Regions from separate parts of the Mus musculus genome. Here regions 1 and 2 are each linked to region 3. A link is a loop called in an ENCODE intact Hi-C map of the cell type or tissue named here. Cell type or tissue: heart. All regions are shown on one strand. Each heading gives the region's core, and the rest is flanking DNA. Links, peaks and the distances in the headings are about the cores only. Region 1 holds the start of Gtf3c3 (general transcription factor IIIC, polypeptide 3). Region 2 overlaps Ankrd44 (ankyrin repeat domain 44). Region 3 has its middle 49 kb from the start of Sf3b1.

Region 1 (10,196 bases), core at 1-8,000, 540 kb before region 3:
AGAAGAGAAGAGAAGAGAAGAGAAGAGAAGAGAAGAGAAGAGAAGAGAAGAGAAGAGAAGAGAAGGAAAGAAAGCTGTTGCAAAGCCATGTCTTTTATTCTGCAGGGATGGCTGATTCACCTCCTGCACCTCATCCAGATATACAAGCAAAATAAAGAGAAAAATCAAAAGCAGATACAGAAACAGGTAAAAGCAGAAAGGGTTTTGTTTTGTTTTTACTTAGTGGTATGGTGATCTCTAACTGAAACCTAAGAGATGTGAAGCTAAAACCAGGAGGATCCTGGGAGCTTGCTGACCAACTGATACAGCCAACTGCTGAGCTCCAGGTTCAGTGAATAAGACTGAATAAGAATGGCCTCCATAGGCTCAAATATTTACCACCAAGAAGCATCACTATTTGAGAAGAATTAAGAAGTATGGCCTCATTGGAGGAAGTGTCACTGGGAGTGGGCTTTGACGTTTCAAAAGCCCACCCAGGCTCAGGCATGCACATGTACTCGTGCTCTTCTCTCTCTCTCTCTCTCTCTCTCTCTCTCTCTCTCTCTCTCTCTCTCTCTCCCCTCTCTCCCCTCTCTCTCCCCTCTCTCTCTCCTCTCTCTCTCTCCCCTCTCTCTCTCCTCTCTCTGCTTAAGGGTCAGCTACTTCTCCAGCACCAAGCCTGCATGCCACCATGCTCCCAGCCATGGTGATAATAGACTAAGCTTTGAAACTGTGAAAGAAAGAAAGAAAGAAAGAAAGAAAGAAAGAAAGAAAGAAAAGAAAAGAAAAGAAAAGAAAAGAAAAGAAAAGAAAAGAAAAGAAAAGAAAAGAAAAGAAAAGAAGAAGAAGAAGAGCCTCCAATTAAATGCTTTCCTTTTATACAAGTTTCTGTGGTCATGGTGTCGCTTCACAACAACAGAATAGCAACTAAGATAGTGAGAAACCCTGTCTCAAAAAACAAGCTAGAGTGTGATAAAGGAAAATACGCAATGTCTATTTCTGGTCTCCACACAGGTACACACACACACAAACACATAAGAAAGGAAACAAAATTATCATTAGTCATAGAAGACATTATCATATTATATATAATCCAAAAGATTTCTACATACAAATTGTCAGAATAAACAGTTATTTGGCAAAGTAATTAGATACAGGCTTTTAAAAAGTTATGTAAGTTGTAAGAAACTAAACCTAGGGTCCTGGACACATTATACTAGATAAGACTCTAAACTGTCATATCCTCAGCTCCCCTTTTCTTTTTGAGACAGAATCTCACTAAGGCTGGCCTTGAACTCAGAATGGTCTTGAACCTGGGATCCATCTGTCAGAGCCTCCCTAGTAGCTGGGATCACAGAACAGTTTTATGTATAGCAATAATGAACTGCAAAGAACATTAAAAGGCCTAGGCTGTGGGGTAAGTAGAAAGCAACCTTAAGAATTGGCATTTAGGAACAGCAAGGAAGAAAAAAACATAATTCCAGAGATCTCATCTTTCCAATTTGTAGATTCTGCCAGATGTACAAAACTGACTTTTCTTCTATTCTGAGTGCATGCTTAGACTACCAAGTAGCTCCAAAGAGTTCCAGGACAATCCTTCCTAAGGAACGGGGAACATCTTGCCTCTAAAGGACTGATGGGATAATTTTAGCTGAGGCCAGCCAGTTCTCATGCACCAGAAATGAACTCAACCTATCCTATAACACCCCGCCCCCATTTTTCCCCATGGCTTAAACAATAAGGCTGGCAGTCACCCCACAATACTGCTGTAATAACTGAACCCCAGAGACTGTTTATTGAAGAGCTCTCTTTCTCCTGAGCAGATAAGCAAGGACTCACAGGCTGTCAGAACTTCTTTAGCCCCTTTTCTGCCCCACTTCCCTGAAAGATTCTAAGCTCAACCCTGTCTCCTTGCCTCTGCTTCCAACATGATCCACCAACTCAGGAACAAGAGTAGAGTTCAGTTTAGCTCTCCAGCCAGGCTCCCAAACATGGAGCTATGTTCTAATTGACACCAGCATCTTAAGTAGTTTGATATGGGCAAATGGATATGGTAAGGATGAGCATTCTGGTAAGAAAAATATATAATTACTGGAAACTGATAAATATGTATATTCATTGAGATGCTCATTTAGGGTGTAATGGGTTTAATCAGTTGGAATGTACTAACCAAGTATAATATCTGGATATGATAAGGTCTGTGTTCTGATTTTCTTTCTGTTGCTATGACAAAATGGAAACCAAAACCAACTTAAGAAACAAAAGGCATATTTAGGTTAAAGGTTACAGTCCATCAGCCAGGGAAGCCAAGGCAAGAGCTCAAGGCAGGAAGCTGGAGGTAGGAACTGGAGCCGAGACTATGGAGGAACATTGCTCACTGGCTTGGTTTCCAAAGTTTGCTAGGACTGTTTCCTTAGACAACCAAGGACCACCTGGCCAGAAGTGGCAACACCCACAGTAGGCTGGACTACTGGGCCCTCCCACAGCAATCAAGAAAATGCCCCACAGACATGCCTACTGCCCAAAAGATCCTTCCTAGGTGCCTCTAGTGTATATCTTGACTAAAAGCATCAGTCTGTCTGCTAGAATGAGACCTATGATGTGTGTGAAGCCCCATCCACCTAGCTAAGTCTGTATAGTAGAATAACTTGGTACAGCTTGGAAGAAGTATCCCATTGAAAAGGCCAACCCACTGATGGCTCAGCAGGTAAGAGCACTGACTGTTCTTCCAAAGGTCCTGTGTTCAAATCCCAGCAACCACATGGTGGCTCACAACCACCCGTAATGAGACCTGACGCCCTCTTCTGGCGCATCTGAAGTCAGCTACACTGTACTTATATATAATAATATATAAGTCTTTGGGCCACGGGGCCAACCAGAGCTAGCAGAGGTCCTAAAATTCAATTCCCAACAACCACATGAAGGCTCACAACCATCTGTACAGCTATAGTGTACTCATATACATAAAATAAATAAATAAATCTAAAAAAAAAAGAGAGAAGGCCAATTTAGAAAATGAAAATAAAGAAACCCTAAACAACCATTATGCTTGTACAATGATTTTTTTTTTAAAAAAATAAATATTATGCTACTTTGTAGCAAACACTGATAAACCAGGTGATAAAAATAGAATACTGAGCCAGGCAGTGGTGGCACACACCTTTAATCCCAGCACTTGGGAGGCAGAGGCAGAATTTCTGAGTTCGAGGCCAGCCTGGTCTACAGAGTGAGTTCCAGGACAGCCAGGGCTACACAGAAAAAGCCTGTCATGAAAAACAAACCAACAAACAAAAATAGAATGTTATTACAATAAACATAAAAGCAATAAAAAGTAAAAAGCAAATAGTGTTTTTATCAAATCATTTTACTTAAGTGCTCATTTAAAGCCAGCAGTAACATACCTTCATTGGCGTCTTTGTCCTGGGATTTGGCAGAGTCAATTCCTGATGAGGATGGAACTTCGGAGTCATCTGGGTTTTCTTTGGGTGATGATTTTCCTTTTTCCTGAACACTCTGTGATTGGGAATTAAACAGTTCCAAAAACTAATTCAGATTTAATTCTCTCAGCCTTGAATAGGGCATTTGCCTTATCTTTATAAAAGTTGACCCTCCCCTATGATACGTGGAATCTAAATTTGAATAGTTTCAAAGTGTTCCAATGTACTTAAGTCTTTAGTTTATGTAAGTCATTTGCAAATACAAGTGGAATGATTTTAAATATTTTAATGTCATCAATCTAAGACTTTAAATAAACCATAGGGTTCATAGAAGTCTATGAGTCAAGAAAGAAATCATTAGCTAACTTCAAAAGGGTCAAGAGATCTTTATGTTGGTCCCTTGGCCTTCAAACAAATGAGAAACTATTTAAAGTTCAGATCTTTATTAAAATTTGAAAAAGTAACAGATATCCTCACTATCTGGTTAGTTAGGTTTACTTTTATGTCTAAGAAAAAAAATTACACGGAGACTCCTCAAAAATAGGCGCACCAGGGGTGCATGTAGCTTTGCGATGGGGAGCTTTGTCCAGCAGGCTGGAGGCCCTGAAGTTTGATCCCCAAGACCCCTATACAGACCACAAAAACAAAAGGCCTGGTTCCCACCACCGTCACAACCTAGTTGCAAGATAGGTTTAGAACTAATCAGATCACCCTGTCTGGCTCATCGACTTAACAGGTATTAGGGGGTCGGGGGAGGTTAGCGCCCACCAAGGCTGGCTTTCGGGTGGGGAGATGTCTTTAGAGGCTCTGAGTACTCGGGTGGGAGTGAAAATCGGAAATTTTGGAAGAGGTGAAAGCTGCTGGATCCCGGGCCCACCCTGGGCAACCCACGACTCGGTTTCGGGGAAAACAAGACCGAGGAGCACCGGGGGCCCAGCGGCTCACTTTCTTCTCTCGGGTTTTTCTCTCTTCTCTCCGCCTTTCGAACTCTTCAAAGGAGATTTTCCCTTCCAGGTAGTCGATAAGTTCCGGGCTGAACCCCGACATGTCTGCAGGGCCGACGCTGCGCAGCGGGCCAGGGAAGCTGCAGCACTCCCAGGCTCTGTAGGACGCCTAGGAGAGACCGGACCAGCGTCCGCCCTAGAAACCTTCCCGGCCTGCGCCGCGGCCGCGCACTCTGGTTCCGCCTGCGCTCTAGGCCCCAGGCCTCTTCCCACAGGCAAGGGAGTGTCCAAATGCATCTTTCAAGCGCCAGACTCCCTTAAACTACCAGCTAGAGGAGCCTTTTTTTTTTTTAAAGATGTATGTATTAGTTTGTTTGTTTGCTTGCTTGCTTATTTTATGTATAGGAGTACACTGTCTTCAGACACACCAGAAGAAGGCATCAGATCCCATTACAGATGGCTGTGAGCCACAATGTGGTTGCTGGGAATTGTACTTAGGACCTCCGGAAGAGCAGTCAGTGTTCTTAACCACTGAACCATCTCTACAGGAGACTTTTGATCTGGGGATGCAGCACAGTGGCAGAGCGTTTGCCTGGGTTTCTATCTCTAATGTCAATCAACTTTTATGTCCCAAGTATTCATAAACTTTTTTGTTGTTGTTTTGTTTTGTTTTTTGTTTTTCGAGACAGGGTTTCTCTGTGTAGCCCTGGCTGTCCTGGAACTCACTTTGTAGACCAGGCTGGCCTCGAACTCAGAAATCCGCCTGCCTCTGCCTCCCGAGTGCTGGGATTAAAGGCGTGCCCCACCACGCTCGGCTGCTCTCAAACTTTTAAAGGGATTCTAACTCTTCCCATAGGGCGTCTACTGTATATCTGTTACATACATCTCTCAAAATAATCCTTAGGAACCTATGAGAGGAAAAAAAGGGAGAGGTGTGGGGAGGGTAATAGAACACTTGTAACATGAAAAAGGGCAACACCTGAAGTGGAAAGACTTGAGGTGGGACTTGAGGGGAGAGAGATGGAAGAGAGGGGTCAAAGTGAGTGAGTGAGAGAGAGAGAGAGAGAGAGAGAGAGGGAGAGAGAGAGAGAGAGAGATTATTTTCAACTCCTAGGAGCTCTTGTGATTTGCATTTTATCTTGTATTATAACTATTTCTTTTTCTAGAGACATTACCTATAAACATCAAAGACATTAGTTTATGTGTCATTATTATAAACCTGACTAACCTAATAACATGTATTCAAAACACATTTGTGAGTAAAGTTAGATGAAACTACAAGAGCCTTTGGAACTTTGGGCAAAGTTGAGCTCAGCATAGTCCTGGGTCCAAAGACGAGAGTCTATCTTTGATCATCTTTATGATAATCCAAGCTAAGGAGATCTGTAGCAGGGTTGCAGAATCAGAGGTCAAGACCTGCAAGAGCAGGACTACCAGATAGCAGAAAACTATCTCAGTCACTGCGTTTCTCCTGAGGAGGGATCTTACACAGGCGTGAAAACATACATGAGCAGACGGAGTGTGTTGATGTTATCCCCAGAAACAACTATGAGGATTACTCCCCTGAAGTCTTCAGGGAGTTGGGGAACTGTGCGGAAGACTCTATGTCTGTTTCCAGACTCACTCAAAGCGGGAAAGAGAAAGTGAGTATGGCTATCTGGAAAGGAAAACACTCTGCTGAGACCCAAATGTTTAGGCTGGTTTCTGTTACTGTTGGCTCCTGGGAAAATGAGAATAACAAGCCAACAGATGCAGATACAAAGTAAAGAGAAAGGGGTTTGTGAACAGGGGTGGGAGGAGATATGTTCTGCTAAAGATCATCTCCCAGACATGGGAGGAATTTGGGGGTTTTTGGGGGGGGTTCTTTTTCTTTTCTTTCTTAGGTCAGAATACAGCAGAATGTCTTAAATTTTAAGGGGTTCTTCATTTTCTAGTTCCTTGCAATGATTCGTCCATTGGTGAGTCAGACAGCCATATTACCTTGAGATGAAGCCAAATTGATACAGCAATGATGAAAATACTAAGAAGAAACATTTTGGTCTTTCAGACTAATTTTTGAGTCTCAACATGGAAAGGCTAAGGAAGCAGAAGATCTAACTTATGCCATGACAACTGAATTAAAAGAGTACAGAGAGGTGACTCTGTTCAGGAAGACTTGTGATGCTCCTGGGGCAACCATTTTTCCATGAGTCTCTCACTCTTCTAGAAAGTTCTTCTGGAAGCTTGCGAGTCCTTTTCTCCTGAATTTCATCTTTGTAAATCAAAAAACATGAAAGCAGATTTCTCATTATAGGACAAGGAAGCATGACTTCTCTTTTCTTTTTTGAGATAGGGTTTCTCTCTCTCTCTCTCTCTCTCTCTCTCTCTCTCTCTCTCTCTCTCTCTCTCTCTCTCTCTCTCTCTCTCCCATCCTGACTGCCCTGGAACTTACTATGTAAACCAGGCTGGTCTTGAACTTTCAGAGAGTCACCTGCCTCTTCCTCTTGAGCACAGGGTTCAATGGGTGGGCAGCTGGCCTAGATTTGTTTTCTAATCTCTATAATAAAGATACTATTTCCCTCTAAGGCCTGTTGGATCTGTTTCCCCTGGCAATCTCATAATAAGAGGAGAGTGTCCAACACCCGTGGGTCCATGTTCGAATGCCTCCTTCAGTAAATCATGACTGAGAACCCAGTGGGAGTATGAGTCATGTTTCCTGCCACACCTGAGTCAGTGGACAGTTGTCTCTGATCTGGAATCTCATGGCCTGCAAGGACTGATGAAAATTTAGAAGGGTAGAATAGAATAGAATAGAATAGAAGTAGAATAAAATCTCAGTGCTCTCAGAAACCCTTGGCTGCACTAGATTCAGAACACAGGACAACAGGCCACATCTTGGAAATAGAATTCTCACTGACAAGGTTCAAAGGGTGGGAAGGCTGCCGAAGACCTATATAGAGCAGCACCAAGGGACTCTTGACAGTCTGTGGCTCTTAAAGTACATTTGCTTCCATTAGAGGAAACACTTCAACTCTGAGCCTCCTGCGCACTTGTTCTCTTCCCCGTGGGCTTTAGAAATGTGTGTGGAGAGGTTCTGGTTAGCAAAATGATAGAGTGGAGTTGAAGGATGTTCAAACTGCAGTGTCTGAGGAACAAGTGTACAAACAGTCATATCTTGTGAAAACAGCCTTCTCGCACTGCCAGGACCATACATTTATGAAACTAAACCAGTATGAGACTCACAGATACCCTGGGGAGAAATTTTTAAGCCAAAGGAAACATACCTCTGCCCTGTGACTTACAAGCTTGTAGCTAAAAGTCCCCCATGGGTACCCGTAAGTTTCAAAGACTTTGAAATTAATAAACACTCACCTAGATTAGAAGCAATGCTGAGAAAGAAAAAAACAAGTCTCTAGCTCCACTTAGGAACTCCATGGTAGTGAGGAACCTCTCACCCAGCCATCTACCTGAATAAGCTGTTACATCAACTAGGACTATCTCATTCACAATTACTAATATTTTTGAATGGTAGATAACAATCTTGTTAACTAAAGTGTCTTTTGCTTTAGTTTATGTTTAGCATTGTGTGAAGGATGGAAGATACACTTGAATTTGACAAGTATTCAATTGAACATTTGCTCCATGACAGACATTGTGCTAGGTTCTAGAGAACAGCAAAGGAATCACATAATGGTTTCTGCTCACAGACACCAACCAGCCCTCCAGAGACAGGTACCTATGTGTCTGCCTGCAATAAAACACACTAAGCCAAATGCAGAGCTTCTCACACAAGTATTTTATTCTTCATATTCAGCATCAACTTGACTCTACAAAAATCTACAGTAAGCTGATTTGACTTATAATACCACAACAGTGCTGTGTGAATTTTAGTACAATGTTTCTTGTTTGAATCACAGAGAAAACATTGCCAATATTTGTAAAAATATAAACAGAAAATGTAGCTAAGTCAAATGAAATTATGGGAATTGGAAGGGCTTGGTATGAGCTATGACAAAGAGAGTGGCTTTGTTGGAAGAGTGGGGACTTCACCCTTTGCTACTGTTCCTTGTTGGGTGACTTGTATTTAAGGTAAGATTGGTGTTAAGCTGGGATATTTGACATGGGACAATGTTTTACCTTTGAACACAGCATACAAGCATCTCCCAGAGACCTTGAAGCAACTAGAATCTCTTTGTTTTCTAGTTCAACTCTTTGTGGGTATCCACTGCCCTCATTCAGTACAAGACTAGCAGGGGAGATTTCAGTAGTACATGCTAAATGTAGGGCTGCATTATCTTTTTAGGAGAAAAAGAGGAAAAACAAATCCTAAGCCTGAATCCCTATTACATATGATACACTGTAGCAAACAGGTCAGAATCTCTATTATTCCATACAATATACTATAGTAACAAGTAAACGTATCTTGTTTAAATAAAAGTGTTGCTCGATAATAGATAATGAATATAAAGGACGATCTTCAATAAAATATCTAATTAGGAAAATTATCATTTCATTTCACCTGTGGTATTTTTGTAACTCCTTCAAATACATGCAACCTCCCACTCAATAGTTACGGTCATAAAAGAGAAAAATACTGAAATATACATGTCAGTATCATGTGTTCCAAAGGTTCAGCTGTTTACACGTAAAATCTGGGAATGCAGAGCAAAATAAGTATAAACTGACTAATATGGAAGGGAAAACACACACGAGACTTCAGCACTGGTTGAATTTTCTCTTGGAAAGCTCTACTGCAGCTTTAACATGGTCATCTGAAAAAAAGCAAGAGAGCATTGCAGTGCAGGGCAATAAAGAACATTTGAGAACACGAAGACACCCACCCCCACCCCCCAAAAAAAAACCCACCAGAAATAACCAAAGCGCTCATTGTTCAGAAACACCCTACACCAGAAGCTGTTTCCTCTATGAAGCTGAGTTCTTTCTGAATGCTTTGTCTCCTGCCCTTAGATTCTTCCTTGTGCAAGTATTTATCTTGTTTCTCTGAGGTTTCCTATGAGCCAGAAAACCATAGGGAAGTGGTGTAGCCGCATCCCACCGAGCATGCGCATTACAATCATGATCTTTGTCTCGCGTCACACCCTAGAGCCTCTGCATGAAAAAGTCAGGGAAGCTCCTTGGTGCCCCTGTTCTGTTTTATTTTCTCACTTTAGAGCAGCATTCTAGCACATATTCCACCTTTCTAGAATAAAATTCCACCTTTTTCGAATAATCATCACTTTCTGTCATCACATTTAAGAAAATTAATAATGGAAAGCTTTTCACAAAAGCAGTACAGAACAATGGCTGCTAACTCACAAGAAATCCATGTCTCTTTGGAAGAGTGGGAAAATGAACGATTTGATTATAATCCCATGCCTTTATTGTTCAACTAAACAAGTCAGAATCATAATGTTTTTGATGTAACATACCTGCTGCTTCTAAAACCATACCCATCGATTTCATAAAAATGCAAAAAAATAAAAAGAAATTTAAATCTTAACTATAAATACATCTTAAATGTTTCCCTATAAGGAAAATGTCATCTTTGCTAATATTGTTTTTCTAGGTGAGAAAGTTCAAGGTGAAAGACATGCACAACCCTTTTTCCCCCCAAAAGAACTAGCAGTCATTTAACCTTCCCATTTATTCTAAGTGATCAGTTTAACATGTTTCTTTACATATAATTTTCCATATAACTTAAACTATAGGACAAGGTCTGGAAAAAAATATAAATAAGAGTATGTGGTATTTCATTAATTTAAAAATTTTCCTAAGAGTGACAATTTTGTGATTTTAAGGTACTTTTCTCTAGAAAGCAGTTCTTCAATATCATTACTATGGTTTCTTTTAAAAAACG
Region 2 (10,217 bases), core at 1,169-9,168, 140 kb before region 3:
ACTGCATGTTTGCAGTGACTCTCCGGGAAGTCGTGCTCTTTTATAGACTTAGGGGCCTCTCTCTTCCTTTCTCTCCTTCACTCTCTCTCCCACGGAGAACACAGTCAGAAAATACTCAGGGAATTCTGTTCTTTGGGAATTCAACCTCGGGTAAACATTTACCTGCACGATTATTCTAATTACAATCTTTTCTCCATCAGTACTGGAGGGTTACCTCTGCCACCTATTCATCATTATAGCATTCCCAGTTTTTGCCTTAGTGGTGCTAAGCCTTAAAAGAGAAGCTTCCCCGGCACAAGGCTGTGCCTTGGGGTGCACAGTTCAATGGGTCTCCGCTACCCACAGTTTGCTCTACATAGCTTTCAGTCAGGGGCTGTCAACTTCAGTTCAAAAATATTAAATGGAAGATTCCAAAAATAAACATTTTTCTTCTTTTACATTATGCATCATTCTAAAAAGCATCACAAAATGTTGTGCCACCTTGCTCTATCCTGCCTAGGATGAGAACACACTACCTGCCCGCGAGTCTCGGTGCTACCTCAGCAATCAGATCATCTGTCGCTATGTTCAAGTGTCCCTTATTTATCAATGTCCCCAAAACGTAGCAGTAGTGGTGGTGGTCATTTTATTACAGCATAATTGCTGTATTTGATTACTGATCATTACTGTTAATCTATAAATCAAGTGTGGTCATAAAGAAGTACAAACACACATGATTAAAAGAAAGCGTCGTACACACTGGGTGTGGTACAATCCGTGGTTTCAGGCCCTCACTGGGGTGCTAGGGATACATACCCTGCAGGTAAGGAGACACTATTGTATTCTTTTAAAAACTCCAAATACCTTAGTCCAAATATAGGCAATGTAAGGCTGTGCAGTGCAGGATTTGGTGAACTCACTCTCAAGAGTCAAAATTGTGAAAAAACCATAACGGGAGAAAGAGAGTATTTTCAGTGATGCAGCAGTTACTTCAACTTATATTACTAGGATTTGCTTTGCACCTCAGCAGCTACACCCTGGCAATGCTTGCACAGGCCGTGAATACTAGCACCATCCCCTGAGTGACCCAGAAGGCAGCTGCCATTCCCAGTCTGGCTTCCCAGTGGCATAAGGGGTCGGGGCAGGGTATTTGGATGGGGACTTGTTCCCACTTCCATCCACTCCCATCTTTCCTGGAAGGGAGGACAGACACATTTAGAGGTGACTGGCAGACAGGCTGATGACACATGGCCTGTATGGAGAGCAGAGAGGAGCAGAGGGCTCCTTGTATTTGATAGCCATTGTGAGTTCTGTAGCAAACATACACAAAAAAATAAAGACTCAGCAGAAAGCCACTTCTCCTTCTCACAGCCCTTTCATCCTAGTACAGAAGAATTGTTCTTTTTAATTCTCAGCTTTGGGAAACAAACCAGGGAGGGACAGAGGGAGGGAGGGAGGGAGGGAGGGAGGGAGGGAGGGAGGGAGGGAGGGAGGGAGGGAGGGAGGGAGGAAATTTCATTTTCAAAAGTAAGACCTGTGAGACATTATTCCCAAATATGAAGTAGGGCTATAATTCCACTAGGGGGCGCAAGATAGTAATTTGTTATCCTATCAATGTACAGGTGGTATATAAAGGGAAGGAAGGGAATTAAATGGTCCACTTCAGCTTTAAGAAAGTTCTTAGAGAGAAGCAGACACACATACACACACACACACAAACACACACACACACAACCATGAACACACCAAAAAAAAAAAAAAAGGTAAAGTAAATGAAAGAAAAAGATCAAACAGTATTGTTTAAACCCCACTTTTCTACTGAGCCATGAGGGCCCATTGTTTCCGGAACTAGGAAGAGACCATATGGATAAATCCTAGGTTTGAGAGTGTCATTTTCATCATTTGAAAACACAATTAGAGAACAAAGGGATAACTCAATTGGTAAAGTCGATGCCACACAGGCACGAGGACCCGAGTTCAGATCTCCAGCACTCATGAAAAACAGGCACAGTGCTGGAGGCGGGGCACAGAGACGGGGAGATCCACCAAGCCACTGGCCAGCCCACCTAGCTCAATGGAGGAGGTCCATGCCCAGTGAGAAACCCTTCCTCAAAAAATAAGGTGGAGGCCAGTGTGATAGCACAGCTCTGTGAGTTCAAGGTCAACCTGGTCTGCATAGTGAGTTCTCAGACAGCCAGGGCTTCATAACAAAATGAAAATAATGAGGTGGAGAGTGATAAGGAAATCACTGGACATCGACCTCTGTCCTCCACAGGCACTTGCCTCCACACATACAAACATGAGCACATACATGCACCACACATCAACATAGAAACAACAACAACAACAAAAAAAAAACACAATTCAATCCTTCTCTCAATTCTGCCATCCAATTAAGAACAAAGTCCGGGGCTGGAGAAGGTGCTTCATTCTGGGTTCAGTCAGAGCAGCTGGCAGGGGGGGGGAAACAAACTGATAAGCTTGAGTCTAGGGGCGTATCTCCTTGGTAGATTATTAACCTAGCATGCATGAGGGTCTAATCAATATAACGACAACAAAATTCATGTGCTCTATGGAAACCACTAATTAGACTTCTGCTGAGCCCACGTGGCCTTCCTGTGGTTAGCTGCAAGCTTTTTTCAATCTAAGCAGCCTTTGGATGAGAAGCAGGGGAGAGGGGCTCCCTGAGACCAAGACCAAGCCAGGGGTAATAAATCCAAACACATCTAGAAGTTGCCCTAGCATTGTGCTCCACATCCCTGGTGTGCTGCCTGCCTTTCTCTGATGAGATCCTGTGGCTAAAGACCTCAAATGTAAAAAAGCGAGCATCTTGTATTCCGATCAGGAAAGGATGCTGGGATCAATCAATAGCCACTAGCATTGGTATTCCTAAACATCTGCCTATGCTTGAGCATTCTGGGCACAGGGCATCACCGAGGAAGGATGGGGGCATGGTATTGGTACCTAATCGCTGACACACCAATACTCTGGCCACATAAAACCACCAGCTTATGTGAGTAACCTGGAACACTTCACTAAGAAACGGGCAGAGCTTGCATTTTTGCAAAGGGATAATAAAATTTGCTCAAGTCACTTGGTTTAATGAACAGAACGTGCAGTGTTCTCACCAGCAGGCCCAGATATGGGATGTCCAGATATGGGATGTCCAGATATGGGATGTCCAGATATGGGATGTCCAGATATGGGATGTCCAGATATGGGATGTCCAGATATGGGATGTCCAGATATGGGATGTCCAGATATGGGATGTCCAGATATGGGATGTCCAGATATGGGATGTCCAGATATGGGATGTCCAGATATGTGATGTCCAGATATGGGATGCCCAGATATGTGATGTCCAGATATGGGATGTCCAGATATGGGATGTCCAGATATGGGATGTCCAGATATGGGATGTCCAGATATGGGCTCTGTTGAGTGCTTCCCGACTGTAGATCATCTTACCTGGGGAGCTCCCCCCATCATAAGATGATGATGATCATGAAAATCAAAGCTGTCTCCCTAAGTACTGTAAGACCCAGACGGAATACACTCAGTCCTTATGAGCATAATTCGTAATTATGGAGTGAGGCAGTCAGCGTTTGAAAACGGCTCTCAGCTGGGTGTGGTGGCTCACACTGGGAACCCGGTACTTGGGTTATGCAGGGAGGTGGGAGGAGAAGATCATGAGTTTCAGATCAGTGTGGAAAGCAGCAAGTACCCATCTCTTAATTAATAATTAATTAATTAGGAAAGGCTGGACTCAGTAAAAGGATAACTTCATCATCAGAACCCACATTTGTAAAAGAAAGAAAGAAAAAAAAAGCAAGTCCTGATGAGTCACCATTGTCACCCCAGTGCTTAGGCCAGAGCTTAGCCTGCCTCATCTACTCAGAGAGCTCCAAGACCCTGTTTCTGGAAAAAAAAAAAAAAAAAAAAGAGGGGGAGAGACAGTGCTTGAGGAATGGTACCAACATCATCCTTTAGTCTATGCCCTCGTACACACATAAACACATACACACATACACACACATAGGCACATACACCCACATGTGCACACACATACACACTTATACACACATGCACATACACATATACATATGCGCAAACATACACACATATGCACACACACAGACACACATATAAATGTGAACCCACACACATGAACCACACAGGAAGGAAGGAAAGAAGGGAGGGAGGGAATGTGGAGAGAAAGAGTTTCTATGGCACATGTTACAAAGTCAGTGTTTATAATATTTCCAGGTATTTACCAGAAAGAAAAAGAAAATACATAAAATCCCAAGTTATAGTAAGAAGTCCTCTACTTAAGTAGAATGAAAAATGAAGCATGTTTAATCAGAAACTGGGTAAATTATCACCTAACCTCTTCAAAATGGAAACAACACAGAGGCAGCGGCTCGGCAGTGGGTTCTGAGGACCAAGTCCCAAGCTGGGGGACAGTCACATGCTTTGCTGCTCCTCTGCTCTCCTGATGCTCCTCCACTCTGCTCTGCTCTCTAAGGACACTCATCTTCCCCAGAGGACAGACAGCCCAAGATAACATGAAGTCCAGATACGTCAACTCTCCTACTAGCTACTGAAGAACATGAAAGGAGAAGCTGGGCAAAAAGAAATGTTGAAACCACAGATCAGTTAAACTGAACCCTGAGGCAAGACTGATTTTCCTGACCGATGATTGCTCTTTTACCACAGTAGGGAGACTGCTGCTGTAAAGCCAGTTGACTGGGAGTCTCCCAAGCAGAGTCTCCTCATCTCTAAGATGAGCTAATAGTAGCCATTTTACAAGACACACTCGACAACTGCATACAAGGCCAGAGGCCTAGTGTTCCCGCCATGAAGTCAAGGGTCCTTTCTGATTTGGAGGTAAAAAGCTCAAATGTTTTTACAGTGAGTTTCCTTGTGACCATCCTACAAACTGGATGAATAGATTTCCTCTAAGACTGTAGAGTAAGAGCTAGTGAGATGGCTGAGTGGGTAAAAAGGCTTGCCAGGCAAGCCAGAAGACCTGAATTTGAGTTTAATCCCTGGAATCCGTGACTGAAGGACTCCCAAAGCTGTTCTCTGATTTCCATGCACATATATACATACACACACACAATGATAAGAATTTTATTGTACACATTTATATGTAATGTTATATATTATGTTATTAATATACTCTACATTTCATATAATATATAATGTTATTATGATATACTATTATTATTATTATTAAGTAAAATAATACAACTGTAGGACAACCATCAGATTAGGGCCCTAATCCATGCAACAGCAGCTCTGAGGCAGAAGGGCTGCCCCTGCTAGGAGAGAGCAGAAATCCAACAGCCTGAATTCATCTCAGCTGCACTGGAAAAACCTCAAGAATATCACACAGCTCTTCTGTATGAACTCTAACTCAAAAAGCCACATAATAGAAACTTACTAACAAAATACACCACCTCTCTTTGACCAAGCTGTGTCATAGTGCACAGATGATTATGAGCAAAGAATATTACATACATGCATGAAAATGGTGGGCCCATTCTTTTATAGATTTAACATATGCTGACTTTGAAATGTGCTGTGTATTTATTTATCCCTGCTTGATAGAACTGGGAACTGATCTTACTGCTGAAGGTTAGCAAACAAACGTGTAGTTAGGCCGCCTTTGGTGATCTCTTGGTTACAGAGGAAATGACCTCCCTGTTTGGACCTCTGAAGAGTCAAACAGTTTATCTGCGAGTGAGAACTGAATCGAAAGATTTATGATCTCCTAATGCTGCCCAGTCAGAGGCTTCTCTCACAGGCCACGCAAATGAGGCATGAATGACGTAATAGCTATGATAGCCTAAGACCAATCCAGCCTCAGTTTCTACATACTCCCATCTTGTTTTACTTTTATTTTTGCTTGGGGGTGTTAATTTGTTTTTTGAGACAAGACCTTGCTACATATAACTCAGGCTGGTCTAGAACTTACTATGTAACCCAGGTTGGCCTACTGCTCTCAATAGAACTCTTACATACTATGATTATGGGTGTGAGCCACTGTGCCCAAATACTAAATACCTAGTAGCCTACAAAGCATTACCAAATGGAGGATACAGTCTCTATGATGCATGGATAGTCACACTACACAGTAGTACAGATTTTATTTCTTTTTTGTGGGGGTAGTGTGAGACAAGGTTTATTTGTGTAGCCTTGGCTATCCTAGAACTAGTTCTGTAGACCAGGCTAGCCTCAAACTCACAGAGATCTGCCTGCCCCTGCCCCTGCCCCTGCCTCCCGAATGCTGGGATTAAAGGCATGTATCCACTACCACCAAACCTGATATGACTACTCTTTAAAAGCTAACACTGAAACACAATGTCAGAAAACAAAATAGAGGAAGGGAGACTTTTGAGGATATGTGTCACCAAAAAGCTGGAGAGCAGGCTGTAAGGTGAGGTCTGTGACGGGTGGGCTAAGAATAGAGCTCTCAAAGGAATTGGGTGGAAGAGTAAGTGGCTGGCCGGGAGAAGCACTGAGCCAGCAAAAGGAGTTCTAACCTAATCTTCGGACAAACAGGAACTCAGGTCTTGAGCAAGAGAAAGGCATGGAGCTTTCGCAAGCGTGTGCTCTGGCCACAACTTGTGTGCTGGAGGAGGAGACCCTGGAGCTGGAGACCCAGTGGGAAGACGATTGTCACAATTTAAGCTACCGCAGGAAGGCGTTTTCTGGTCTGCCTTGTGACAGGTTCGCCAAGAATGACCTACAGGGATGCGGTGGAAACTACGGACACTCTTTTCAACTCTTTAATGCCTGCTCTGTTCCTGGATGCAAGTTTGGCTCAGTATCTTGGCTACTTTCCTTCTCTCTTTATAGATAGCCCAGAGTTCCTGCCCCAAGACGTGAATGTTTCCAGGTGAAATCGAGGTTACTTCCTTTAGCTCTGGAACACTCCCATCCCATCCCACCCCACACACAGAACCTCTGCATGTGTAAGCTCTGTTTTGTCAGGCTTGACACTTGAGCACTGAATCGAAATCATAACATTTCAAAAATAGGCCATATCCATAAAGAGAAACGGAAAACAAAACACGGCAGACACGCTTTGCCAGGCTCCATATTTCCATCAGGATCTGCTGCCAACAACACAGATCTTTTTTTTTTAAAACTCTGTCTAGTTTCAAATGGCTGGAGATCTAATCTAAACCCTAGCTAAGTTAATTAAATAGTGTTGGGGAGAGAACTTTTAAAGAGAACCGGGACAAGGGAGATGGCTCCACAGATAAAGGCCCTTGCCAAGAAGCCTGATGCTCTGAGTTCCGCCCCTGGAGCCCACTTGACGGAAGGGGAGAACTGCCCTGAGTTAGCCATCCTCTGACCTTCGTGTATACACCACGGCGCACTTGTGCATATGGGTGCATACACACAAATAAATGTAATGTTTAACAACCTATTTGAGTAAGAACACAGTGGAACCAAGAGAACACTGTGGACAGAATATGTAAATCAGAATATTCTTAGTGAAACAAACAGAACATATAAATCATTCTTTAAGTTCCTGTTTTACCAATTTGTCTAGAGGCTTTATTTCCTAGCTGTTTTGCTTACATTCTTTCTACAACTGTACCTTACAGCATATCAAATCACATTTCAAATATGGTGGGTTTCTTTTTTTTTTTTTTTTGGTTTTTCGAGACAGGGTTTCTCTGTATATCCCTGGCTGTCCTGGAACTCACTTTGTAGACCAGGCTGGCCTCGAACTCAGAAATCCAGCTGCCTCTGCCTCTGCCTCACAAGTGCTGGGAGTAAAGGCATGCGCCACCACCGCCCAGCTCAAATATGGTGGTTTAATGATGTTAATCAATACAAGCCATTTTGGAGATCTTTGTGGTGGGGAAAACCTTAACGATGGCTTTTTTTCAACACTCAGCAAAATGTCTTTGTTCAGAGACATAAAGCAGTTTTCAATTGTAGGGTATAAAATGTGACTTTTGTTAATAGCTAATACACCTCTCCCTTATCATAAGGGATAATATGTTTTAAATTCCTCCTTTATAAAAAATGTATGCCAAAAAATGACCTATTATCATGGCATGCTTTTCTCATGGTGGCCACTTAAGCAGTTATAATTGCAGCAGCCTCAGAAGTCAGAAGATGAATAAGGCAATTTAAGTTGCATTAAATACAAGATCACCATGTAGATACAAAAGCCATTCCTTAGGACCTAATGAATCTTGCTGACTGGGGAAGGAGTGGACTACCATTGAACAACATAGACTCACTTAGTCAAACTAAGTCACTCATGATTCTGGAAAACTCCAAACTGAGCTTGTCTGAAATCTATTATAGTCTGAGTTCTTCGAAAGTAGCAGCAAGCCAATGTTTACACAAGCATCCCTTTCCACAGCTTACATGAGCTCCTCCTGAGCCCTGTCCTCCTTGTCTGTGGATTCCTCTTTGATCTCCATTAGCATTTTGTAGAAGGAAGATATGACAGTTCAGCTCTCACTATGTCTCTACAAATGGAGGACTAGGGACTGTGCAAACTGCTGTCAGTTGCCTTGGTGTGCTGACACTCAAATCAAGCCTGAATCACCTCTGCCTGCAATGACTAGAAGATGCCCTGCTACCCACAACGCCAGGAACATCACTAAGAGCCTGAATCTAAGACTACAGTCTTCTGGGAAGCATCTTTGGCTTCTCCAAACAAAATCATAGCAAGGGCCTTCATTGACAGATGTCTAAGGGAAATGATAAGACAGCAGGAAGAGAGAGGAGCCTGTGGGGCTGGAAAGCAGTTGGTATGGGAAATGGGAACTCTTACAGAAGCAGATAGGCCTATCTGACTTCCTTTCAAAGACAGTGGCCCCGTTCATATTTACTTTATTTCTCTAACTACAATCCACCCAGGTACTGATAAGGGATGTTTTCAAAACATGACTCAAGTGCATTCTGACAACCACACTCAGTCCTGGTCCACAGTGATTTACTAAGCATATGAAACTTGCCATCCTTCCCTTGAGAGCTCTAACACGTAACAGGAAGCACACAGCATATGTAACATGAATGAGAGAGAAACTGTGTCTGGCCCTCTGGAAGATGCAGCCTTTGAATTAAGGACTGGAGGTTGGTGAGGGTTTAAAAAGATGGGGTGTCAGTGGAAAGAGAGCAAGCACCTTCACGCTTTGAAGGGTGTGAGTAGAAGGAACAGTTTTCTCCATGGTGAACATGGGTGAATGGATGGAGGGAAAGAAGTCAGTGGGGTAAGATCACAGAAGCTGAGGATAAAGCTGCCTATTACATTTGGACTCTCTTCTGTAGAATTGGCAAGCTGTAATCTGTTTTTGCAGGGGGAGGGTGACTTGAGAGTTGAGTTTGGGGGGCTGGAGAGGCACCTCAGTGAGAACTGCAGATCTTATAGAGGACCCACATTTGATTCTCAGCTCCTTCATCACACAGTTCACAGTTGTCTATACCTCCAGCTCCAAGGGAACCAACACCCTTCTCTGGCATCCATGGACACTGTATGAACATTGTGCACATACATGTAAGCAGGTGCATGCACATAAAAACAAAGTGTTTCATGAAAAAGAAAAGAAGAAAAAAAAGAAAAAGAAAAAGAAGAACTGTAGAGCCAGGCATGGTGTAGCACATACCTATAATCTCAGCACTTGGAAAGTAAAGGCAAAGGATTGGGAGTTCAAAGTTATCCTCAGCTAATAGATAAGTTAAAGTCCAGCCTGAGCTACACGAGACCCTGTCTTAGATATAGCTGTCTCCTGAGAGGCTCTGCCAGTGCCTGAAAAATACAGAAGTGGATGCTCACAGCCATCCATTGGATGGAGCACAGGGTCCCCAATGAAGGAGCTAGAGAAAGAACCCAAGGAGCTGAAGGGGTTTGCAGCCCCCTAGGAGGAACAACAATATGAACTAACCAGTACCCCCAGAGCACCAACCAAAGAAAACACACGGTGGGACTCATGGCCCTAGCTACACATGTAGCAGAGGATGGCCTAGTCAGTCATCAATGGGAGGAGGGGCCCTTGGTCCTGTGAACGTTCTATGCCCCAGTATAGGAGACTGTCAGGGCCAGGAAGCAAGAGTGGGTGTGTTGGGGAGCAGGGGGAGGAGGGCAAGGGATAGGGAGTTTTCAGAGGGGAAACTAGGAAAGGGAATAACATTTGAAATGTAAATAAAGAAAATACCTAATAAAAATTAATAGAATGCTTATTAATTTAAAAAAAAGAGTT
Region 3 (10,217 bases), core at 1,108-9,107:
GAACCACAGTAACAATGGTATTAATACAAAAACAGAATGGGCAAAACAAAAACACTAAACCCAGAAAGGAGCCAACATGGCAACAGCTGCCTGGCAAAGGTTGAAAGGTTTGTTGAAAGGTTTCAACAAACATTGAAGGAAAGGCAGCCGTTTCAGTAATGGTACTAGAAAAACTGGATGTTCGCAGGTAGAAGAATGAAGCTGGACTGCGATATCTCACCCCACACAAAAGTCAGTTTAAAACGGATCAAAAACTTTCATATGAGACCTGAAACTCTGAAGCTGATAATTGAAAACTTTTCAAAATATGTACATGGACTTTCCAACAGGACATGAAATAATGCCAAGAACTGCATGAAATTTTAAGATTTCTGACAGGGAGGATGGAAGTGGTATGATTATAATTTTTTAAAATAAAAAAATAGTAATAGGTTTTTCCCTAGGGTCCATCTAGTCTCAGATTCTTGACCACTTTAGCAATGTCAGCTATATGTTCCCTCTCACAGAGTAGCTTAAATCCAATCAAAAAGTGGTTGGTTACTCTCATAACATCTGTACCACACTGCACCAGTATATACTGCAGGCAGGTCACTGTTGTAGATGGCAGGGTTTGTAGTTGAATAATGGTGTTGGTTTAAATAGTAATGGCCCCCATAGACTTATAGATTTGAATGTTTGGTCACCAAGGAGTGACACTATTGGGAGGTATGGCCTTGTTTGAGTGGGTATGGCCTTGTTGGGAAGTGTGTCACTAAAGATAGGCTTTGGGGTTTAAATGTTCAAGCCAAGCCCAGTATCTCTCTCTCTCTCTTTATCTGCTGCTTGCAGATCCAAATGTAGAACTCTCAGCTCCTCTCTACCACCATGTCTGCCTCTGAGATCCCATGCTTCCTGCCATGATAATAATGGACCAAACCTCTAAACTGTCAGCCAGTCCCAATGAAATGTTTTCCTTTATAAGAGCGTCCATGGTCATGGTGTCTCTTCACAACAATAGACCTCTAAGACAAGGTGGCAGAGTTTGTAGCTGGGTGGCACTGATGACTGATTTTCTCCTCTCGTGCTATGCAAAGTGCTTCCAGAACCATAAACATCAGTCAGGAGAGGCCACGCTTCTGGTTGGGTACAAGCTCTATTTCTCCATGTTCAGTGACATAAGTAAGTGTTGTCCTTAGCAGGATGACCTTTCCATCAGGTGTAGAGGGTGAAGCAATAGCCTTCACAATAGCCAATAATGTTTGGTGACTTCTATGGGACCCTTCTAGCCATCAACCCAACAAGATATAACCCATTCCTAGCACTGGAGGTTTTCACTGATGGTTTAAAATGTCTATTTGGAGCACCATCTTGTAGTGTGCAATTTTTGCTACCCCACTTTAAGCTCCAGGTGGACCACACTACCATCTCCGCCCAGATTCCCTCAGATCCACAGATAAAACACACACATTAGCTTATTTTTCAACCTGCCTTATTGGCTCAATTGCTGGGCGCTACTAATTTCTCTCAGCTTGTGTGCCCTTCTCAATACTCTTAGTTCAGCACCCTAATCTGTCCTCAACTTTAGTTGCTCAGTTACCTTCTCCTTATTCAGCAACCCAAAACTGTCCTCAGCTTTAGTTGTGTTTCCAATCTCCTGCCTGAGGAAGTGGCCTATGGCTGCTCCACCTAAGACCTCACATAGCTAGACACCTTTTCTCCCTCTGAAGCATGGCAAAATCTCCCTTCCTCTTCCCGCATCCCTTAGCCTGCCTGCGGGGACCCAGAAGTCCAGCCTCTTTCCTTCCACCCAGCAATTGGCCCCTGGCATCTTTATTGATCAATCAAGAACCAGTGGGGAACAAGACCTTAGCATCAGAACCACCCCCTACATCTCATCTTTTCTGTCCAATAAAATACAAAGTATGATATACAATTAACATCCAGTCTATCATGTCTGTCAACTAGATAAAGTACTTTTCCATCATTCCTAACTTAAAGAAGTATGTTTCTACCCCTAGATTATGTTTAGATTTTAGCCTGTAACACCATCTGAAAAACATGTCTTCCACTCTATAATGTCCCTCTCAATGTTAAATAACTTTAGCTTGATTATGAGACTATAACTAGTCTTCAATCTCTTCAGAAATCTGAGAACAAATTAAATATTACCTGGGTATGTAGGAAGCAACAAGCATGGCTTCAAAAACTTAAAAAATTATAGAGACAGCTGACTATCTATACAGCCCCTAAATTCTTATAATGTTGGAGCATCTGTCTTCAGCCTTTTGGACCAGAACCATCTGGTAGACCTTTGTAAAGCAGAATTATGAAGGACTGCTTACCCTGTATAGGCAGAGCTATCAATCAACTATTCTACATAGTGTGTCCTTTTCCTGGGAAGTATTTTGTCTGCAGATGATATAAGCAATTTTTATTGTGGCTACCTTGCCACAATAAGCAACCTCACATGGAGATAAATATGCTCAAATCTTCTTAAAGGGGAAAAGGGAAACTGTCCAGAACAGATATGTCTCATTGTCAAAGGATTCTTAATAATGAAATAGCATTAAATGTCACATTCTGTGGATTTCTGATGTTTCTGAAGACTATGTAAAGTATTTTGAACTTTTAAACCTCAGCTACTCTTAGCCATTTATATTTGAGTCAGTTGAAAGTACTTTATTCTATTGAAATTAGAATCCAACATAACTATAAGTTTACTATCTGGTTCTTAACTTGTATTACTGAATCATCCTAAACAGTTTGTAATAGCAGCTATTAGAAGGACTGAGTCTAAGCATTGTATTCTTAAATGAGTTGCATAGGCACAATGCCTAAGAGTAACAATATTAATCTCAAATTTTGTACCAATATAAGAAATGCACACCAATGAAAAACTTAAATCTGTATCAATATAAATTCTGTACCAATGTAAGAAATTATAACTTCAATTTGTATCAATTATAAAGATCTCTATCAATTAAGATTATGGCTACACAATGCTTTATTCAAGAATAAAATTTAGTAATCCATCCCATCTATTTCCTCCCTGTTCAAAATTATGACCATTTCTAAATTATCCCTCAAAACGACAACCTATCTATCATTTGTAAAATAACCATTACCAGACATCCAAACCCAGGGAATTGGGCTAACAACTCTTCGTAGCTACTTCCTGCTGAATATGAGCAATGAGAAATTCTCTAAAGGGGTTAAGAGGAGTAGGAAAACTAGAAAACTGGTTAGACTTAAGAAAGCTAGCTTTAGCATGTTATCCCGTCTCTGCATATTTGGAAGGTTCAGAACTTGACTGAAGTTCTGACCGAGTCTGTCTGAAAGGTCGGATGAGGGGAGGTGACCTAGAATCAGCAGCGATCCTAAAGCTGTTCTGGAAACAAGGACACAGCAGGTCGGTTCAGCATCCCAGCAGAGGAGTCTTGTCAGAGCTGTACATTCTGCAATGTATGGTGTTTACAACCAAAATTTTAGTACCATTAAAATTTTCATATGGGGGCTGGAGAGATGGCTCAGCAGTTAAAAAAGCATTGACTGCTCTTCCAGAGATCCTGAGTTCAATTCCCAGCAACCACATGGTGGTTCACAACCATCTGAAATGGGATCCAATGCCCTCTTCTTGTGTGTCTGATGACAGCAACAGTGTACTCACATACATTAAATAAACAAACAAATACATAATTTTTTAAAGAATAAAAAGATTTTCATGCAGATTGTGCAGGGTGCACAAATCAGTTAAGGATGAAATTCTACTCCTTGTTTGAGCAGGTGAAGGATAGCTGTCTTTTTTATGAGTTGATTTTATCAATAACCAATTATAAGAAGTCTTCATTCGTTGTCATGTAAAGGATGGCACAAAGAATCTCTACCTGTCCTGTTTGAGTTTCTCAAACTTTTCTAGTTCTTCAGGAGGACTCCTGATATATATGACTCTGGATGGAGTCCACCAGTCTCTTCTCCTATCCTGTCAACACGAATTCAGAGACTCTCAACATCACGAGTCCTTGGTCCAGTACCCAGAAATCATGAAATGTTTAGTTTGACCTCTCTTCCAGAGGAATTTTAATATAACCACCAAACTCATAACCACACTCATTCTGATAAATAAAACAATTCAAAGTAAATAAAGCAATCTAAGCAAATATTAACTGATGAGACTGTGTTCTGCTTTCTCCTGCCCTGCCCTTCGTGAGATCAAGGCCTGCATTACTTATTTAATATCTCTGTCTACTTAACATATAAACCTGTTTTCAGGCTCTCTCTTATATAATTCTCAAGGCCTAAATTTCTACTGTCTGAGATAGGCTAGGCGACCTACCCCCTGCCTTTGATCTAATTTTGTTGTTGTTTTGAGACAGGGTTTCTTTGTGTAGACCTGGCTGTCCTGGAACTCACTCTGTAGACCAGGCTGGCCTCAAACTCAGAAATCCGCCTGCACTGCCTCCCAAGTGCTGGGATTAAAGGAGTGTGCCACCATTGCCTGGCTTTTTTTTTTTTTAAGATTTATTTATTTATTATATGTAAATACACTGTAGCTATTTTCAGATACACCAGAAGAAGGCATCAGTTCTTGTTACAGATGGTTGTGAGCCACCATGTAGTTGCTGGGATTTGAACTCAGGATCTTCAGAAGAGCAGTCAGTGCTCTTAACCGCTAAGCCACCTCTCCAGCCTGATCTAATTTTTAAAGATCCAATGCCTCAATATTTTTATTTCTCTGTAAGTAACTTCAATTAAATTCCCGCTACTTACTATATAAGCCTATTTCCAGGCTTTATTTTTTGTCATATTAGGCAAAGAAATCCCAAGAATCCCATGAGTAGTCCACGTTCAAAGATAAATTGTCCTGGCAAGATTTTTATAGATCTTTAAGGCATCTGCTCACTCATTCTCCCTAACTTCTCTCTTCTGTGGAGCTTAATGTTTGCTGGATCTACCAACTGGCTCTCTACCTCTCCTCTTAAACTATATCAGTTCTGAACTGCAGGAAGAAACCCTCATGTGCTTCTGGCAAAATCTGTATTCCCTTGTATCCTCAAAAACTATTAAATCAAAATTTAAAAATGCATCCTTTGATTACTTGCTTGTAGGAAATAGGCAGGTTTTGTCTGTCTCTCTCTCTCTCTCACTGCCTTCCTCCTGACTACACAGCATATACATCATACCTGCTGCCAAAATACTCATCCATGTAAAATACAAATAAATATTTTTAATTTTTAAATCAATATACAGCAAAAAGGGGACCTTTATCCTGAAAGAAGCAGAGTGAAATGTTGGGGAAAAAAACAAAAAACATCAGCTCTTGGAGCCAAACAGCTCACGTGTGAATCCGGGCTCCCTCGCCTAAAAGGTGTGTGATGTTGTCTGTTCTTGTTTTGTTTTGTTTTTCGAGACAGGGTTTCTCTGTGTAGCCCTAACTGTCCTGGAACTCACTCTGTAGACTAGGCTGACCTCAAACTCAGAAATCCGCCTGCCTCTGCCTCCCAAGTGCTGGGATTAAAGGCGTGCAACACCACTGCCCGACTTGTTGTGTGGTTCTTGAGGGCTTCAGTCACATTGGCTCTAGGCACAGAATATTACCAGTTACTGTTTGAGTTTGAAGGTTTATAAATTATGGTCAAATGGTGGCAAAAAAAAAAAGCACTCAATTTTAAAATACTTTTGTAATAAATGAGAGAAATGCTTGTTTACATTATTTTAAACAGCCTTTGTCTTTTAAAACATACATCAAGTAATTGTAAATATTCATTTAATAAAAATATACCCTTCCTAGCAGCCTTTATTCATCCATAAGGCTTGTCAGATTTCTAGGACTGTTCTCTTTTCAAATTACTCAAAGTGGGAAGTCTGTTTTCCTGGGCTTTGCTGCCCCCTTTCAGAAACTAAGTATACTACAGAAATCAGAATGTTTTGAACAAAGCTCTTCACAGTGAACTTTCACCCCTTGTGAGTTACCACCAAAGAGTTGTTTGCTTGAAAATATGTCTGCCCACTCTCATGCTTCTAATTTCTTGCACAGTTCTTGGCATCAACAATCTGTCTTGAAATAATTCAGGGGTCAGCTTTCAGATTGAGTCCCTTGGCACAGGTGCCATGGACAGGAGGATAAGCAGGGAGTCCTCCATGCTCTGTTGATATACACAGTCCACCTGAGTGAAGAGAAACCTGAGTGCAGAGTGAGGGGCAGTATGGATCGTGGGTGCTGCCATATCTTAAAAGGCTGGACCACACAGTCAAAGAAGCTTGTTGTCAAAGAACTGGCAGGAGCCAGTCAGGTGAAGAGGACCCATGAACCTTGGCATATGCCAAGGCAGGGCAGCCAGTTCAGGTAACAGCAAGAGAGGAACTGAGTTGGGCATGGTAGTGCACACCTATAATGCCAGTGCTAGAGGACTGAGGCAGAAGGATTTCCAGTTTGAAGTCAGTTGGGGCTACCTGGTAAAACCTCATCTCAAAACAGAGCATGTGTGGTCATACATGAGGTCACTGTTTCAGTCCCTGGGTTGGGTATTTTTAAAATAACTATTCTACAAGACTAAGACCAAAACTCAATTTCAGCACTTAAAATCCTGGCATACTAAATGTATCCATTGGTGATATCAGCTAGGAGTCAAGCCAGTGCCAGCTGACTACATGCCGCTTCCCAACCTCCCAGAGCCCTTTCTCCTCCAGACAGCAGGAATAAATGTCTACTTCCGAAGGCCGCTGTGAAAAGTAAATAAGCAATGGATATTTGTTCATAAATTACAAAGCATTGTCTTAGTCAAGGTATCTATTCCTGAACAAAACATCATGACCAAGAACCAAGTTGGGGAAGAAAGGGTTTATTCAGCTTACACCTCCAAAACACTGTTCATTACTAAAGGAAGTCAGGACTGAAACTCAATCAGGTCAAGAAGCAGGAGCTGATGCAGAGGCCATGGAAGGATTTTTTTTTTTTTTTACTGACTTGCTAAGCTTGCTTTCTTATAGAACCAAAGACTACCAGCCCAGCGATGGTACCACCCACAAGGGGCCCTCCCTGCTTGATCACTAATTGAGAAAATGCCTTGCAGCTGGATCTCATGGAGGCATTTCCCCAACTGAAGCTCCTTTTTTCTGTGATAACTCCAGCCCGTGTCAAGTTGACACACAAAACCAGCCAGTAAAACTGACCCCTTGTCAACTTCACAAACACATCACTATTAGGCCTCAACCCTTACTTTCGTATTCATTCCCAAGATCTAAATAACATTATAAGTCCCACAGTCTTGCATATTAAAAGTCCCATCCCTTTAAAATATCTTTTAAAATCCAAAGTCTTTTTAAAATTAGAAGTCTCTTAACTGTGGGCTCCACTAAATTACTTTCTTCAAGAGGGAAAAATATCAGGGCACAGTCACAACCAAAAGCAGACACCAACCATCCAATTCTGGAATCCAACTCACAATCTGGGCTCCTCCAAGAGCTTAGGTCATGTCTCCAGCCCTGCCCTTTGTAGCACACACATTGTCTTCTAGGCTCCAGCTGCATGTACTCCACTGTGGCTGCTGTTCTTGGTGGTCATCTCATGGTACTGGCATCTCCAAAACACTCCATGACCCCTTCAGTCCTGGGCCATCAATTGCAACTGAGGCTGCACTTTCACCAATGGCCTTCCATGGCCTCTCACAGTGCCGAGCCTCAGCTGCTCTGCATGACCCCTTCATGCCTTCAAAACCAGTACTACCTGGGTGACTCTTACACATTACCAAGTCCTGCTGCAGCAGGAGTACAACCTTGGCTATTTCTGGAACACAGCTTCTTTGTGCTCTCAGAAAACACTTCCCAGAAGATGTCAGCTCAATGATGCTGGTCTCTTCTTAATCACCGCTAATTTCTTAGCTCCAGCTAACCAGCATCAATAGTCTCAGTAATGCAAAGGTTTCACTTTAGTGGTTCTGGTTAATCACAGCTGATTCTTCAGCCTCAGCTAACCAGAACCACAAAATCTTAACAATCAAATAGCAACAGCCCTGATAAGAGTCTTTAATCTTCCCTCTGGATCTTCACAAGCCAGACCTCCATCTTCATCTTCTGCACTGTTCTCAACATTATCTTCCAAGCTCCTACACAATATCCCACAGAGCTCTTAACACTGGATGGACCTTCTAGCCCATTCCAAAGTCCAAAGCCCTTCCACGGCCCTCCCCAAAACATGATCAGGTTTGCACAGGAATTCCTCACTATGCTGATACCAATTTGTCTTAGTCAGGGTTTCTATTCCTGGACAAAACATCATGACCAAGAACCAAGTTGGGGAGGAAAGGGTTTATTCAAGCTTACACCTCCAAACTGTTCATCACTATAAAAGTCAGGACTGGAACTCAAGCAGGTCAGAGAGCAGGAGCTGATGCAGAAGCCATGGAGGGATGTTCTTTACTGGCTTGCTTCCCCTGGCTTGCTCAGCCTGCTCTCTTATAGAACCAAAAACTACCAGCCCAGAGATGGTACCACCCACAAGGGGCCCTCCCTGCATCACTAATTGAGAAAATGACCCACAGCTGGATCTCATGGAGGCATTTCCCCAACTGAAGCTCCTTTCTCTGTGATAACTCCAGCCTGTGTCAAATTGGCACACAAAACCAGCCAGTACAAGCATTAATCGTATGGAAGCCATGCTGCTGCTTATAAAATAGTTTTTTAAAATGTTTCCTTTAAGCATAAAGATCCTAACTATGATGACCTCTTTGGCTTTTTCAAAGTGGTCTCTCCTCAAACCATAAAGTCTCCTTCATCACAATAGAAACAATAAATAGAATAAAAAATAAGATTATAGCAGGATGCCGGGATATGTATAACACTATCTCAGTACCTCTCCACTTAAGATTGCCACTTACTGAGGAAAAAAATATTATGTCCATTCTATGAATTGAAAAACTGAGATGGGTGCTGGGTGTGGTGGTGCACACCTTTAATCCCAGCACTTGGGAGGCAGAGGCAGGCGGGTTTCTGAGTTCGAGGCCAGTCTGGTCTACAGAGTGAGTTCCAGGACAGCCAGAGCTATACAGAGAAACCCTGTCTTGAAAAACCAAAAAAAACCAACCAAACAAACAAACAAAAAAAAAACTGAGATGAAGTTGTCCAAGGTCACACAACCAACAGTTGGCATACCAGGTTCTAAACCCAGGACTAACACCAAAAGCAGTGAGTGAGCCTGTACTGTGGTAGCACCCTGTTCTCTTCCCTTGCATGTTCCCGTAGAAGGTTCTTTACCTATGCATGTCTGAGCAGCACTATGTGGACTCAGTGGGGTTGTTTGCTTGTTTCAAGAAAGAGCACTTCAAGCTGGAAAGGGGAAGTGGCAGGACAGATAAAGGAGAAACCGGAGGGGAAGAGATTGGGGCTGAGTTATTAAACCATTACACACATGTACCAAGTTCTCGAAACAACTTTAACAAATGGAATGATCTGCTTTACCTCTCTCAACCCCCACTGACCCAGCCTGGTCTCCCTTCACTACAGGAAGCCACCTTTGGGGAATTACACTATTATTGACTTTACATGGAAACTATTGTCAATTTTTAGCTTGTGGCAGAGAGGTGGTAATGATACACAAAGAATGAACGATTTACCATTTGCAGATACTACCCCCACCCACCCCCGCCAGCAGTTTCCAGAATAACACTTCAGATGAAACCCTAGCCCTAAAGGCACTCGGTTAATCTCTTTAAGCACGTCCTTCCCGTGCCTGAGGGTCTGTGGTAGGATCCCTGCAGCATGCCTGAGGTCCTAGGTTCCATCCTCAGCACCACAGATAAAACCCTGCCTAAACTTAGCAGTCAGACTAAAACAAAGTGTATATCCAACAGGTCACGACATCCAAAACACTACTAACAAATCTCCAGATTTCCTAATATGAACACTAAATATGCCACTGCTCCTTCAGGCCTATGAATCATGACTGCCTGGCAAAGCTAACTAACTCCTCAGCAAGTCATGCTCAACTCAGTAGCTCCCTCTAGGAAGACAAGCACTAGGGGAACGAAGCACACAGGGTTGTTCTTTCAAAGGATGGGAAACAGAACTTGGGAGCAAACATGGTTAATAGCTAAGTGACCTTGGCACTATCCTGTCTGATCTTTTACTTTGTGCTTTATTGTGCACACAAGGATTGAGTTATTTCCAGGAAATCTTTCACTAAGTTGTGCTGTTACCCGTAAAAAACAAACAAACAAAAAAATGTACTCGGTCAGACTCCCAAA

Evidence for each region. A loop is a pair of places that touch in the nucleus more often than their neighbours do. Peaks named below come from ENCODE experiments on the same cell type or tissue, not always from the same donor. Only the 100,000 strongest peaks of a DNase experiment are listed, where the experiment ranks them.
Region 1: it touches region 3 in a loop (3.0-fold over the local background); 5 of 42 quality-filtered maps call a loop at or near these places.
Region 2: a loop joins it to region 3, with 6 times the contacts of the local background. A loop is called at or near these places in 22 of 42 quality-filtered maps.

The regions. Positions count from the first base shown.
Region 1 is chr1:54,434,452-54,444,647 of GRCm38, forward strand. Gtf3c3 (general transcription factor IIIC, polypeptide 3) reads right to left here and starts at 4,575. Exons shown (of 18, transcript NM_001033194.3): 1 at 4,362-4,575; 2 at 3,381-3,492. The coding sequence starts at 4,463. Gm34066 (predicted gene, 34066) reads right to left here. Exons shown (of 6, transcript NM_001378419.1): 6 at 8,121-9,111. In heart, for the core only: no CTCF peak of the experiment used is centred there; a DNase peak (open chromatin) is centred at 4,530; H3K4me3 peaks cover 1,318 bases; H3K27ac peaks cover 922 bases; H3K27me3 peaks cover 990 bases.
Region 2 is chr1:54,831,361-54,841,577 of GRCm38, forward strand. All of the region lies in intron 1 of Ankrd44 (ankyrin repeat domain 44), which reads right to left. Among named protein-coding and RNA genes, the nearest start is that of Ankrd44, 90 kb to the right of the region's middle. In heart, for the core only: a CTCF peak has its summit at 1,567 (motif pointing right); DNase peaks (open chromatin) are centred at 4,501 and 6,491.
Region 3 is chr1:54,973,566-54,983,782 of GRCm38, forward strand. No RefSeq gene overlaps it. Among named protein-coding and RNA genes, the nearest start is that of Sf3b1, 49 kb to the right of the region's middle. In heart, for the core only: a CTCF peak has its summit at 5,878; no DNase peak of the experiment used is centred there.